2 separate regions of the Homo sapiens genome follow, and region 2 is linked to region 1. A link is an interaction called in ENCODE POLR2A ChIA-PET data of the cell type or tissue named here. Cell type or tissue: HCT116. All regions are shown on one strand. Links, peaks and the distances in the headings refer to the core of each region. The heading gives the core; the rest is flanking DNA. Region 1 overlaps CFAP74 (cilia and flagella associated protein 74). Region 2 has its middle 5.4 kb from the start of FAAP20.

Region 1 (6,421 bases), core at 1-2,500:
GAGAGCCAAGGGGGTTCGGCTTCACATTGAGCAAAGCTGCTCTCTCTCCCAGGGCGCCCACTCAGGCGGCTGTGGGGCACGGGAACAGGGGCTCCAGGCTGCTACCCTTGCCCTGCCTGGGCCTGACTCAGCCTGCCCAGCCCTGCCCCTACTCCAGTCCACGCCCAACCCTCGGCCCCTTCTCCCCTCCCAGACGCTGAAACCCCGGCCCCTGTCGAGAGCCTCCGGCTCCTGTCCTGACTTCTCACAAGGAGGGACTGGCGGGCTCTTTCCTGGCCCACCCAGAAGTCTCCAGGGAGCACCAGGCCCCTCCAGGGAACCTGGTGCTGCTGGGCCTGCCCTTGCTCACTCCCTGTCCAGGGCCGTCCACCTGGCTTCCTGCTGCCACGGCCTTGGGGCCCTCCTGGCCCCTCAGACCACCTCCTGCCAGCTTGGGTCCGTGGTGAACACGTTGCTTCTGGCTTCACTCTCTGTTCTTCTCCAAACGGGGGCCCATGTTGCCCTCTCGGACCCCCCACCCACGGGCCCCACTGGGCTTCCTGAGATCCAGACCTCGGGGCCAGGTTCCTACAAGGCCCCTCTCTCCCGCTCAGTCTCGCCTTTCCCAGCCCTGCCCGTAACGCTCCCCAGTGACCTCCACGCAAACCACCCTGTCCTGGGTTTTGCCCGAAGCTGCCCTCATCCCGGGAGCCTGGCCCTTTCTCCCCATCCCAGTCTCCCTGTCCACGGCCCTGGCCAATCACTGCTTAGGATCTGCCTGGGCGGGGGCTCCTGGCCCTCTCACTGGGCAAGGCATCCTCCTCTGGGTGCCACAGAGCCCTGAGTGCGTCCTCCCCACCCCCCTGAGTCACGATCAGAGTTCTCCACCACCCATCAGCCTGCCCACCTGGGCGGGGGGGTCCTGGCAGCAGCTCCACCGCCTATACATCCCTTAGCCTGGCGCAGGCCTGGCATGTAGGAGGCACCCGGGAAGTGCAGCTGCAGTGAGTGGATGAACATCTTTAGCCCTGGTGCTACTCTCAGTGGCAGCCCCACGCCAGCCTAGAAATAAGGGCTTGGAAGAAGCCCTCCGGGCAGCCAAGGCTGCTGGGGGACTGGGCTGCGAAGTGGGCAGGGCTGGGCCGGGCAGGGCTGGGCTGGGCAGGGCTGGGCAGGACTGGACTTGGAAGGGATGGGCTGGGCTGGGCAGGGCAGGGCTAAGCTGGGCAAGGCTGGGCTTGGCAGGGCTGGACTGGGAAGGTCTGGGCTGGGCTGGGCAGGGCAGGGCTGGGCAAGGCAGGGCTGGGCAGTGCAGGGCTGGGCTGGGAAGGCCTGGGCTGGGCAGGGCAGGGCAGGGCTGGGTTGGGCAGGGCTGGGCAGGGCTGGGTTGGGCAGGGCAGGGCTGGGCAGGGCTAGGCTGGGCTGGGCAGGGCTGGGCAGGGCTGGGCAGGACTGAGCAGGACTGGGCTTGGCAGGGATGGACTGGGCAGGGCAGGGCTGGGGTTTAAGCCTGGAACCTCTGGCTTGGCCTCTGCCCATCTGCTTCCCACTGGAGCTTGCGTTTAGCTCCAGGACCAGGAAGTTCCCACCCCAAGAGCCCTGCTGGGTAGGATGGAGTCCCCAGGAGGGAGCTAGGGAGGGGCCGCCAGGCGCTGTCTCACCTGGGGCTGCTGGGCAGGACCGGAGCCCCCAGGAGGGCGCTAGGGAGGGGCCGCCGGGCACTGTCTCATCTGGGGCAAGGTGGAGGCAGGGGACCTCTTGCACTCATCTGAGAAGCGACTCCACGCAGGGCCTTTGAGGAGGAGCAGAAGCTCAGAAAGCAGGAGATCATCAGTCGGATTCTGAAAGAGGAGGCTGAGGAGGAAAAGAGGAAGAAACAGCATCCCCCCACCAGTGCCAGGCACCGGCTGACCCTGAGGGACAAGACCTGGAACTACATTTCTGACTTTTGCAAGAAGACCACAGTCCCAACCAACACGTACACACTGGTGAGCAAAACGCCTTCCTGTAGACAGAAGCCGCACACCTGTGGAGGGCAGGTGGGGCCTCAGGGCTCAGGTGTGGTGAGACATCCTCTGAGGACCTCAGCACCATGGCCACCTGCAGGGGGTTGCTGAGCCCGCTGAGTGGCCGCCACTCAGCTCAAGGACAAGGGGACAAGACACACTACGGACCCACCACATGAGAGAGGCCCATGGCCGCAGCATCCCCAGCAAGGGTCCAGTGTCCTCCTGGTCTCGGTGTGCCCACCAGACCCTGCGTCACCCCCAGCAGTGTTGCTGCCCACCAGGCTGGGACCACCTTGCCTGGCCCTGTAGAGCTGGGTCAGCCGCCTGCCAGGGAGATGTGCACAGCCGTTCAGACCACATGCCTGGGATCACCCTGCTACAAAGCACTCCTGATAGCACCTAGAGGACAGCTTTCCTATCACTCATTCATTCACTCACTCATCCTTTATTCGTTCACTCACTCATTCTTTCTTCATTCATTCACTCACTCATTCTTCATTCATTCACTCATTCATTCACTCATTCACTCTTTACTCATTCACTCATTCATTCACTCACTCACTGATACACTTATTCATTCACTCATTCACTCATTCATTCACTCATTCGCTCACTCATTCACTCATTCATTCTTTACTCATTCACTCATTCACTCACTCACTGATTCACTCATTCATTCATTCACTCACACATTCACTTATTCACTCACTTACTCATTCACTCACTCACTCACATCCAGGGCCTGCTTGGTGTCCACTGCTGCTGCAGGCAACTGGCTTCAGTTGGGGGAATGTATTTCTAGTTTACCTTTCCCTAAAGGTGTGGGGTAGGGACGATGGTCCTCTCCTGAGTCTGGCACAGTGCTGCAGTCTCTGCCCTTGTGTACCCCAAAACCTGAAGGTCAAGGTCACTGCTGCAACCGATGCCCTGCTGGGAAAGAGAAAGCCTTGGGCTGCCTCAGCTTTGGCCTCCACAGGGTCTCTGCGGTGCCCTTCAGGGCACCAGAGAAGGTCCTTTCCTGCTACCCAGGCTCCCAGTGCCTGGGCTGAGCCTTTGCCCCATCCACCCCTCACTGCCCGTCTCACGCCGGGGCCTTTGCACCCGCCGATCCCTCCGCCAGGAGCACCCTGCTGCGCCTCCTTGCTCCAGAGAAGCCTCCCCTGCCCCCACCCCCACCCGTGAGCTGCTCCCTGCGATTTTCTGTGGCACCACCTGTGGCACTATACAGGTCACAGTAACAGCAATGCGCTGGCCCCGTCCAGACTTCCTGTCTGTCGCTCCATAGGACGGTCCCCAGGAAGAAGAACCCTGTCTACCCGGCCCAGTTCCCCCTTCTCCAGCAGGCCTGGGACAGAGCCAGAGCAGATAGGCAAGGCTCCGTCCCCAAACTCATTCTGAGGAAACCACCACAGCCATCCTCCTGGGGTCAGCCTGGGGCTTTTCCCGGGCATGGCTTATATCCACAGAAATGAGAACTGCGCCAGGCGCGGTGGCTCACACCTGTAATCCCAGTACTTTGGGAGGCTAGGGTGAGTGGATCATGAGATCAAGAGTTCGAGACCAGCCTGGCCAACATAGTGAAACCCCATCTCTACTAAAAATACAAAAAATTAGCTGGGTGTGGTGGCGGGCGCCTGCAATCCCAGCTACTCGGGAGGCTGAGGCAGGAGAATCATGTGAACCCGGGAGATAGAAGTTGCAGTGAGCTGAGATCGCGCTGCTACACTCTAGCCCAGGTGACAGTGCAAGACTGCGTCTCAAAAAAAAAAAAAAAAATGAGAACAGATGAGTGCCTGAGGATCGGCGCCAAGGATGCCAGTCCGTGAATTAGAACATTTTCCTATCAAAGGAAATATTTTGCAGACTCTTCTGAGCATTGTAGAAAAATATTTAATAATGTATTAAAATACTTATATTTCAAGTAGAAAAAGTTACAAAACCGTGTGCACCGCTATCTCCATGCAGAGTACGTGAGGCAGAAGAACGGGGGCAGGCAGCGGGCCATACCGGCGGGGGCTGGGCCGAGTTTCTCTTCCCTGTTCTCTGTCATGAGCGTGTCTTTGCGATGTTCCTCTCCCCGACTGCAGGACTACGAGGCTGCTGCAGGCCCCGGGCCCTCTCGGTTGCTGGAAGTCGTTTCCAGTGAGCTTATCCAGGGGGACCCCGGGGCCAGCTCAGAGGAGGAAACGTTAGCTGAGCCCGAGATCTCTGGGCTTTGGAATGAAGACTACAAGCCATACCAGGTATCAGCTCCTGCTCCTTTAGACGCTTGCAGACGGACCCCGGCCCTCTGTCGCCGGCTCGCCACCTCCCACGCCTGCCCCGGCCACACCAGCTGCTCTGAGGCTTCTCCTGGCTGTGCCTGCCATCTCCCGCCACCCTCTCCTGTGTGTGGACGCCCCCCGCCTCCCTCTCCACACTCATGCCTTTCCCTCTTCGCGGAGCCTGGAGGGCACCACGCGTGCTCGACGACCCCAAGCTCCCCCTGACAGACAGCTCGGTCACCATGGTGTAACGGGGAGGGACGGTGGGGCTCCAAAGCTGAAAGGCTGAGGGAATGACTCTGAGCTACTCCGTGTACTATTGGAGAAGCATCTTTCTAGAAGAAGCGTGCAAACTTTCTTTGACGGCCTTTTGTAAGAAACATGCCCCATCTGGCGCTGGGGTCCTTCTGCCTCTGAAAGAGCAGTTACAGCAAGACACGGTCTCTGCAGCAGTGTGGCTCAGGCTGTGGCCCTGTCCCACGTGGGAGGGCAATGCCCGCCGCCCGGTTTCTGTAAGCATTGGCCACCTCTACTGTCAGGGCAAAAGCCACCTGGTTCTGCTGGTTCTGGGGATGCCGGGCTGACCAGGGTGGTGAACAAGACAGGCCAGGCAGAGCCACCACCTGCCCACTGGGGACACCCAAGGGAGAAGGCTGCCTCTGGACAAGAGGAGGGTGCCAAGTGCCCCCCCCACCCCGGGAAGCCAGGGAGGAGGCTGCCCGGCTGCCGGGCATGGGCACCAGCAGGGACAGCCCACAGCCCAGAGCCAGGACCCACGCAGAGTCCAAGCAGCTTCTGAAGGGACAGTTCAGGACTCCAGTTCTGATCTTCCTGGTTGCTGGTGTTGGCCAGGGAAGCGGCTTTTCATCTGAGAAAGCCCAGTGTGTGCTGACACTGCCCGCTCGAGAAAACTGCTTCCTGCAGAACCTTTCAAAACCTTCCTCTTGTCCTGATTTAACAATCTGGAAAGTTCCCCCTCCACATCATTTCCCAGAAATCCACCTGAATCTGGAGCTGTCTGCTCTTGTTTCCTGGTTTCCTCTTTTTTGGAAGTGAGGGGTCCCTGCCTTGTCAATGGAGCAGAAAGTCAGTCGGTCCCCAGGGCCTTTCTGAGCAACTCAGAGCAACTCCCCGGGCCATGGGGCTCTTCCCAGCTCCAGCGCTGGTGGCAGCCGGTGGGGCTGGGCTGTCCGTGCTCTGCTAACCGCTACCCTCGCCTCCGAGCTGCCACCGGCGCCGCCCAGGTGGAGCCGCTAACAGCCCCAGCCTCTGTCTCTGTGACCCCCAGGTGCCCAAGGAGGACGTGGACCGAAAGCCCGTGGGCGGGACAAAGATGGACAAGGACATCCTGGAGCGCACGGTGGAGCGGCTGCGGAGCAGGGTGGTCCACAAGCAGGTGGTGTGGGGGCGTGAGTTCCAAGGACGCCCCTTCAACAGCAAACCGGAGCTCCTCCACTTCCAGGTGAGCCCGCAGCTGGGCCAGGAACGGGACGGGCAGCAGCACAGGACAGCAGGGGAGCCCTGCCGCAGCCCAACCCCTGACACCTTTTGCTTTTTTTTGAGATGGAGTCTCACTCTGTCGCCCAGGCTGGAGTGCAACGGCATAATCTCAGGTCACTGCAACCTCCGCCTCCTGGGTTCAAGCGATTCTCCTGCCTCAGCCTCCCGAGTAGCAGGGATTACAGGCGCCTGCCACCACGCCTGGCTAATTTTTGTATTTTTAGTAGAGACGGGGTTTCACCATGTAGGCCAGGCTGGTCTCGAACTCCTGACCTCAGGCGATCTGCCCGCCTCAGCCTCCCAAAGTGCTGGGATTGCAGGCATGAGCCACTGCGCCTGGCCTGCCTTTCGCTTTTTAACGCTGGAAAACCCGGGGGCTTCCTCAGGAGGCACAGGCCCAAGTGTGGACCTTCTCTTCCAGGAGGTGGAGGGAGAGGGCCCCATCCCCATGGAGGGCTGGACGCCAGTCTGAGCAATGGGGGTGCCGTGGCCCCGAAAGCCCTGTGCCACTTGGGGCAGTGGGGGTCCCCTGAACCTCGGGACAGGGATGTAGCAGGGACAGGGTGGGAACATGTGAGGCTGAGGTTGGTGCCTGGACGCCTCTGCCAAACTCTGCAAGACAGAGCAGGCTGTGGGCTCCTGTATTTGACCCCAGCTCAAGTCCATCCA
Region 2 (7,313 bases), core at 3,277-5,776, 230 kb before region 1:
GGCTGGGTGTGGGGTGAACAGGCTGGTCCCTGGAGGCAAGTAGTGTGGTGCCCTGAGGCCTGAGGCCAGGCTCCAGGACCGCTCAAGGAACAGGGGATTTGAGGCAACTCAGAGAGGACAGGCCCAGCAGCCGGCCCCAGCCTGATATCTTCCCTCCGCTCAGGCCCCAGACGCAGCTGCATCCTGGAGTCCTTCTGAGAAATGTGGGACCTGCCCCAGCTCCACCCCAGGTGAGGGGCACCAGCCAGCTCCAGAGCTGCCTACCTTCCCTGTCAGGTGCACAGGTCAGCGCCAGGCCAACCCCAGAGCGAGAACACCTGTGCTGGACTGAGCTGGAGCAGCAGGGTGGCCTGCACCGGTGAGGCTGCCAGGAACAGTCAGTGCAGCTGTGCCCAGGCCTGGGCAGGGCAGCCATGGGTGGGCCCTGACTGCGGAGGGGTGTCCAGAGAGCCTGCCCCACTATGGAGAAGCCTGGGGGGAAGAAGGCGGCAGAAGGGAGGGCGGGGCTTGTCTCAGCGGCCACTCTCTGGCCTGTCGGGATCCTAGCTGTGCCTTGGCCCCACCTGGGCTGCAGGCGAAGGGCCTGTTCTGAGATTCTGCTGGGCATCAGGCCACTACTTCCAGCGGCCAGATAGCTTCCTGGGGCCTCGGGACCCTGGGCTGCCCTCTGGCCCCGGGGAAGGTTGCCAGGCCATGGGCAGGGAGAAAAGCAGAAGGGGGATGGGAGGGTGAGGAGAGTCTCAGCCAGTGTCCCACTCGGATGGACAGCACTGTTGTCCAGTCACCAGCTGGCTGGGAGGACGGCTCCCACTGCAGGATGGACCCCAGGGAGGAGGATGGAGCTTCATGTCAGACATCATCCCTCACACCACAAAGTCGGAAATTGCTCACCCAGAAGTGGGGGTATATGGCACTTTGGGAGGCCAAGGCAGGAGGATTGCTTGAGGCCAGGAGTTTGACGAGACCAGCCTGGACAATATTATGAGACCCTATCTTTACAAAAAATAAAATTAGCCAGGGCCTGGTGCAGTGGCTCATGCTTGTAATCCTAGCACTTTGGGAGGCCGAGGGAAGAGGATCGCTTGAGCTCAGGAGTTCAAGACCAGCCTGGGCAACATGGCAAAATCCCATCCCGTCTCTACAAAACAAAACAAAACAAAAAATTAACCAGGTGTGGTGGCTTGTGCCTGTAGTCCCAGCTACTTGGGAGGCTGAAGTGGGAGGATTTCTTGAGCCAGGGAAGCATCAGTTGCAGTGAGCCGAGATCATGCCACTAGACTCCAGCTTGGGTAACAGAGGGAGACTCTGTCTCAATAAATAAATAAAATAAAAATAAAGAGGTGTTGAGGATTGCTTGAACCGAGGAGGTGGAGGTTGCAGTGAATCGAGATTTCGCCACTGCACTCCAGCCTGGGCAACAGTGCAAGACCCTGTCTCTAAAACAAAAACAGAAGTAGGGTTGTTGGCTGTCACTTAGCTGGGGCTCGTGGTGATGGGGTCCGGTGGCACATATGGAGGGCATAGCTGGAAGGAACAGAGGCCACCTCCTCCTCGGGTACCTGGTAGGGGAGAGCAGCCCTGGGCCAAGGCCACACGGTGCTGGGGTTTGCAGGACAGCCCGGAGTCTGCACAGGGGCCTCCTGGAGCCTGGTTCTCCAAACAGTCCCTGAGGGAGCACCCAGGGGAAAAGAGAAACAGAAAATCAGGCCCATTTTTGGGCCATAACTTTCAGGCCACTTTTTCTTTTTCTTCTTCTTCTTCTTTTTTTTTTTTTTTTGAGACAGAGTCTCGCTCTGTCGCCCAGGCTGGAGGGCAGTGGCACTATCTCGGCTCACTGCAAGCTCCGCCTCCCGGGTTCACGCCTTTCTCCTGCCTCAGCCTCCCAAGTAGCTGGGACTACAGGTGCCCACCAGCACGCCCAGCTAATTTTTTGTATTTTTAGTAGAAACAGGGTTTCACCGTGTTAGCCAAGATGGTCTCAAGCTCCTGACTTCGTGATCCGCCTGCCTTGGCCTCCCAAAGTGCTGGTATTACAGGCATGAGCCACCGCGCCCAGACTTTTTGTTTTTTTTGAGTTGGAGTTTTGCTCTGTCACCCAGGCTGGAGTGCAGTGGCACAATCTTGGCTCACTGCAACCTCCGCCTCCCAGGTTCAAGCAATTCTCCTGTCTCAGCCTCCCACATAACTGGGACTATGGGCGCACGGCACCACGCCCGGCTAAATTTTGTATTTTTAGTAGAGATGGGGTTTTACCATATTGGTCAGGCTGGTCTTGAACTTCTGGCCTCAGGTGATACACCCGCCTTGGCCTTCCAAAGTGCTGAGATTTGACAGGTGTGAGCCACCGTGCCCAGCCTCAGGTCCCTTTCTCTAAAAGTCAGCAATTCTACCAGATGAACAAAGAAGACCTAAGCCCCCGGCGGTGCCTTCTTGCTCCCTGCCCACGGGTGTCCCAGTCCTTCCAGGCTGTGCCTTCGAGCCTACAGAGGTCGCTCACCGTGCGTGTCCCTGACCCTCTGGAGGATGCGCAGGGCCCAGGCCACCCACTGTCCTTATTTTCCAACACAGGGGCAGCGAGGGAGGCGTTGGATGGAGCCACCCCACGGCTCCTCTGTGAAGGTCTGCACGTCACTCAGAAAGTTGAAGCAAACCAAGCAGGGTTGGAGCCCACAGTTCACAGCCGGCTGCACAGGGGATGCACCAAGCACAGTTTCCTATGACAAGTGGAAACCTGTGCGCCACAGGTGAGCTGGGTCCTGGAAGGTGCAGGGACCAGGCAGCATCTCATCTCAGGACATCAAGGGCTGTCCCCAGCCAGCAGATTTCCCATAAAAACGTGCTGAACTGGGGACAAAGCTGATTCTACAGAGCCGAGAAGCCAGACCTTCCCTGGGGACTCCCGAGGGGGTCCCAGCCACCCTCTCCACCTGCAGAGGTTTCCTGGCCCACTTGGAGGACCTTGGGGGATCCTCCAAGGGCCCCCTTCCAGCTCTTGGCCCATGGGGGAGCCTCTTCCTCAGCTCCGGGTGTGGTGGACAGGAGACCGAGGGCTCCCCGCACCCAGCTGGGCTCAGCGTTTTCAAGCTGAACTTGGTGCGTGGCGGCTTGGAAAGCCGGGAGCCTGCTGCGTGTCTCCTGGGGCTGCTGTGAAAAAATGACCACACACTGGGAGCCTAAAACGAGTGACATGTATATTCTCACAGTTCAGGCAGCTGGTGTCCAAAATCAGTGGTTGGGAGGGTGGAGCTCCGCCTAAAGGCTCTGGGTGGCTGCTGCCTGCCCCTTCCAGCCCCGGGCCCCCGGCATTCCCTGGCGTGCAGCTGCTCCACCCCCAACCCCAAAGCCTCCTTCCTGTGTCTCTGTGTCCAAATTTTCCTTACCTTTTTTTTTTTTTTTTTGAGATAGAGTTTTGCTCTTGTCGCCCAGGCTGGAGTGCAACAGCACGATCTCGGCCTATCGCAACCTCCGCCTCCTGGGTTCAAGCGATTCTCCTGCCTCAGCCTCCTAAGTAGCTGGGATTACAGGTGCCCACCACCACACCCAGCTAATTTTGTATCTTTAGTAGAGATGGGGTTTCACGATGTCTTTCAGGCTGGTCTCGAACTCCTGACCTCACATGATCCACCTGCCTCGGCCTCCCAAAGTGCTGAAATTACAGGCATGAGCCACAGCACCTGGCCAATTTTCCTTTTCTTTCTCTCTCTCTTTTTTTTTTGAGACGGAGTCTTGCTCTGTTGCCCAGGCTGGAGTAAAATGGCACAATCTTGGCTCACTGCAACCTCTGCCTTCTGGGTTCAAGCGATTCTCCTGCCTCAGCCTCCCGAGTAGCTGAGACTACAGGCGCCCACCACCACACCCAGCTAATTTTTGTGTTTTTTAGTAGAGACGGGGTTTCACTATGTTGGCCAGGCTGGTCTAGAACTCCTGACCTCAAGTGATCTGCCCGCCTCGGCCTCCCAAAGTGCTGGGATTGCAGGCGTGAGACACTGCACCCGGACAATTTTCCTTTTCTTACAAGAACACTGCTCACACTGCATTCAGGGCCAACCCTAACCCAGTATCGCCTCATCCTGGTTTGATTATATCGGCACAGACCTTGCTTCCGAGCGAGGCCACTTTCTCAGGTACTGGTGGACATGAGTCTTCGGAGACGCTGCTCAACCCACAGTGCTCCTCCAGCTTGGTTTCTGTGACTTGCCTTCCCCAGAGGAGGGGTGCCCTGAGAGGTCTCCACTCCCTGACCGGCTCCTTGGTGCCGCGCACTCTGAGAGGCTTCCCAGGGAACAGAGCACACAGGACCGCCCTCCTGGGTAGACCAATCAGCATCTGAGCTCACAATTTCCCAGCAGGGCAGTGGGGTGGAGAGAGAAGCCTGGGCTGGGCTGGGCTGGGCTGGGCTGGGGAAGCTTCTCCGGGCGGGGGGACGTCAGAGCAGGATCTGGGGCTGATAAAAGCCCGCCCCTGGGTGGGGGCTGAGTGGTGCGGAAGCTGAGCCCGACACGTGGGGATGGAGGACAGGCTGTGGGAGGGTGTGAACCGGATACTGCTTGAAGGGGTGCTGGGGACTTTGAGAGAGGGCGGCTGGCCCTGTCTGGTCGGGGATGCTGGCCCAGACACAGGCCATGGCTGGGATGGGGTTCAGAAACAGGACCGCTGTCTCTCCCGGGCCAGGGCCCTCCCCAGCTGCTCCTGGCTTTCTGGTTCTTGGGGTCAGGGGCAGGCCTGTGCCATGACCCCGCCACTGAGGCTGTGAGGAGGCTGTCGGTGCCCAAGGGCACCAAGGCACACCCCTACTCTTGCACCCCATGTGTGGGCCCGAGCACCTGCTCTGCTGCCCCAAAGATCTGGCGATGTTTCCCAGGCAACTGTCTCTCACAGCCTGTCTGCCTGGCACTCCCGTATCCCATAAATGCCACCACATCTGGCTATGGGTGGGCGTGCCTGCCTGGCATCCACGGGCCAGCAGGTGTGGTGGAGCACAGCCCAGTTCCTGGCTGCGTCAGAAGGCTGCCCGGGCCTTTTGGCTGTCCTTGCCAGCAGGTGAGCACTGCCAGGGCACCGTGTGTGGGTGCTGGGCCATTTAGCCACATGGGAAGGGGTGGAGGCAGCCCAGTGCCTTCAGCATGTGCCCAGGGTGCCTGTCGGCCACAGGTCTCATTTGGAAATTGGGAGGGTGCACGGCCACCGGGCTGCTTAGGCCTGCCAGCCTCAGGGCCCGTCACCGCTGTCTTAGCCTGATTTGCAGGGTGTCAGCGCTGGGCAGAGATGAACATTTGGGTGACTCTGAGGATGCCAGTGGCTGGGACACTTGTTCTTCCGCGGTGGAAGGAGTTGGAGAGGCCTGGCTCCCTGACCTACGGCCAGCCTGGCTTCTGAAACCAGCTCAGTGGGCTGGGGCCTGATTCATCATCCATAAATGTGTCCTTTTTTGCCACAGAGGGTAAGGGGCCTCCTAGCCCACCGGTCTGCAGGTGCGGGAGTAGGAGATGGGTGGCTCTGATGCCCCCACCCACTCGATCACCTTCTGCTCTGCCTGGGATGCAAACTCCCACAGCTGAAACGTTCTTTTGTAAACATGAATTTTGGCTTAGAAAAAACTCATTTCCACTGTGCACGTGTCAGTCCCAACCAGAAATTATTTTCCAATAAAGCAAAACTCCGTCACCACAGCAGCAGATGGCTCCGAAGAAGTGGAGCGTTTTCATCAGGTTCAACTTTGAAACCTCCACCATCACCATCACCAGCACCGCTGTGTCATGCTGATAACTTGAGGACAGGCAGGACAAGGTATGTTTGTTGGAGGTGAACATGCTTCCTTGTCTTGAGAGTCTTGAGTGGCCGGTCCCCTTCCAGGCCCTCGGCTGGCAGGCAGCTGTCGGGAAGCTGTCAGGCGGGAGGGGATTGGGGGTCAGGCTTCCTGACAAGTGGAGGCACCCGCCACGTGCCCAGAGCAGAGGTCACCCCAGTGCCTTTCTCTGTGGACTTATCTCTGGCTGTAGGTCACAGGGGCCTGCCCCACTGCCCCCTCCCCAGTGGTGACATGGGAGGAGGGGAGATTAATCCAGAGCAGCAGATAAACTGGAGGGGAAGAGCCCCCAGGAGGACAACTGTGACACGTTGTGCTGCCTCTGCGTCCCCAAAGCACCAGGCCCAGAGGCCCTGCCTTCTGCCCCATGGCACTGGCCTGGGGCCCTGGCTCCTCTTCCCTGGTGGCCAAGGGTAAATGAGGCCCACTGGGGTGGCTAAGACTCAAGGGGATGGGGGCCCCCCAGCTTCAGTGATGCGGGCTGGAGCCAGGCTCAGCCAGCCCTGAGGTCCCCTGCAGGCCCGTGCCTCCTACCCTTGGGGCACCCGCAGCGAGAGCTTCCCAAGCAGCCTGCGCCAGCCGGGCAGCGCAGGTGTCCCGGGTCTGGGTCACTTGAGACCCCGCCCTGCTTCTGCTCGGCTCTGCCCCTCTTGGGCCCAGTGGCCAGGGCACCTGCATGGGGGAGCCGGGAGGGGCTGGAAGGATGCTGAAGACCCCAGCAAAGCTCTAGTGTTTGGCTTTCCAGGGGTGGGGGCTGGGTCCTCCCGCCCAGAAAGGCCCCTGTTCTGGGGCAGCAGCCACACACAGGTGTCCCTCACATGGTCCTCCAGGACAGGGCAGGGGCCTGAGTTTCCCAGGCTCTGCCCAAGGGACCCAGGCAGGGAAGGAGATGGGTCCCAGGGGGCTCGGAGCCCATCCAGAGGCCGGCCGGTCCCATGGCAGGAGGGCACTGGACCATGTGGGGGCCATAGAGGAGGAGGAGGCAGGAGCCACCCCCGGGTCCAACAGCAGAACCCTGGGGTTGGGAGCCAGAGTGGGGAAGGGAGAGGAAGGAGCAAGAACACCCCCCACCACCCCCAGCACGGCACAGAGAGCTGAGCAAACACTTGTCACCAAGGGCTTTTCTCCTCTGTCTTTTTTTGTTTTTCGAGACAGAGTCTTGCTGTGATGCCCAAGCTGTTGTGCAGTGGTGCGATCTTGGCTCACCACAACCTATGCCTCCTAGGCTCAGGTGGTTTTCGTGCCTCAGCCACCCAAGTAGTTGGGATTAAAGGTGTGCACCACCATGCCCGGCTAATTTTTGTATTTTTAGTAGAGATGGGGTTTCTGCATGTTGGCCAGGCTGGTCTCAAACTCCTGGCCTCAAGTGATCCTCCCGACTTGGCCTCCCAAAGTGCTGGGATTGCAGGCTTGAGCCACCACACCTGGCCTATTTTTTTTTTTTTTTGAGTTGGGGTCTGGAGTGCAGTGGCACGATCTTGCCTCACTGCAGCCCCCACCTACCTGG

What was found. ChIA-PET counts read pairs that join two places held together with the same protein. Peaks named below come from ENCODE experiments on the same cell type or tissue, not always from the same donor. Only the 100,000 strongest peaks of a DNase experiment are listed, where the experiment ranks them.
Region 2: POLR2A ChIA-PET joins it to region 1 with 8 read pairs; 1 of 35 experiments calls an interaction of 5 or more read pairs at or near these places.

Annotation. Positions count from the first base shown.
Region 1 is chr1:1,964,181-1,970,601 of GRCh38, reverse strand. It overlaps CFAP74 (cilia and flagella associated protein 74), which reads left to right. Exons shown (of 39, transcript NM_001304360.2): 11 at 1,769-1,967; 12 at 4,076-4,231; 13 at 5,541-5,714. Among named protein-coding and RNA genes, the nearest start is that of CFAP74, 36 kb to the left of the region's middle. In HCT116, for the core only: no CTCF peak of the experiment used is centred there; a DNase peak (open chromatin) is centred at 1,241; H3K27ac peaks cover 1,313 bases.
Region 2 is chr1:2,196,481-2,203,793 of GRCh38, reverse strand. It overlaps a transcript of FAAP20 not described here. Among named protein-coding and RNA genes, the nearest start is that of FAAP20, 5.4 kb to the right of the region's middle. RefSeq lists an enhancer at 4,169-4,766. In HCT116, for the core only: no CTCF peak of the experiment used is centred there; a DNase peak (open chromatin) is centred at 4,303; H3K4me3 peaks cover 1,589 bases; H3K27ac peaks cover 1,378 bases.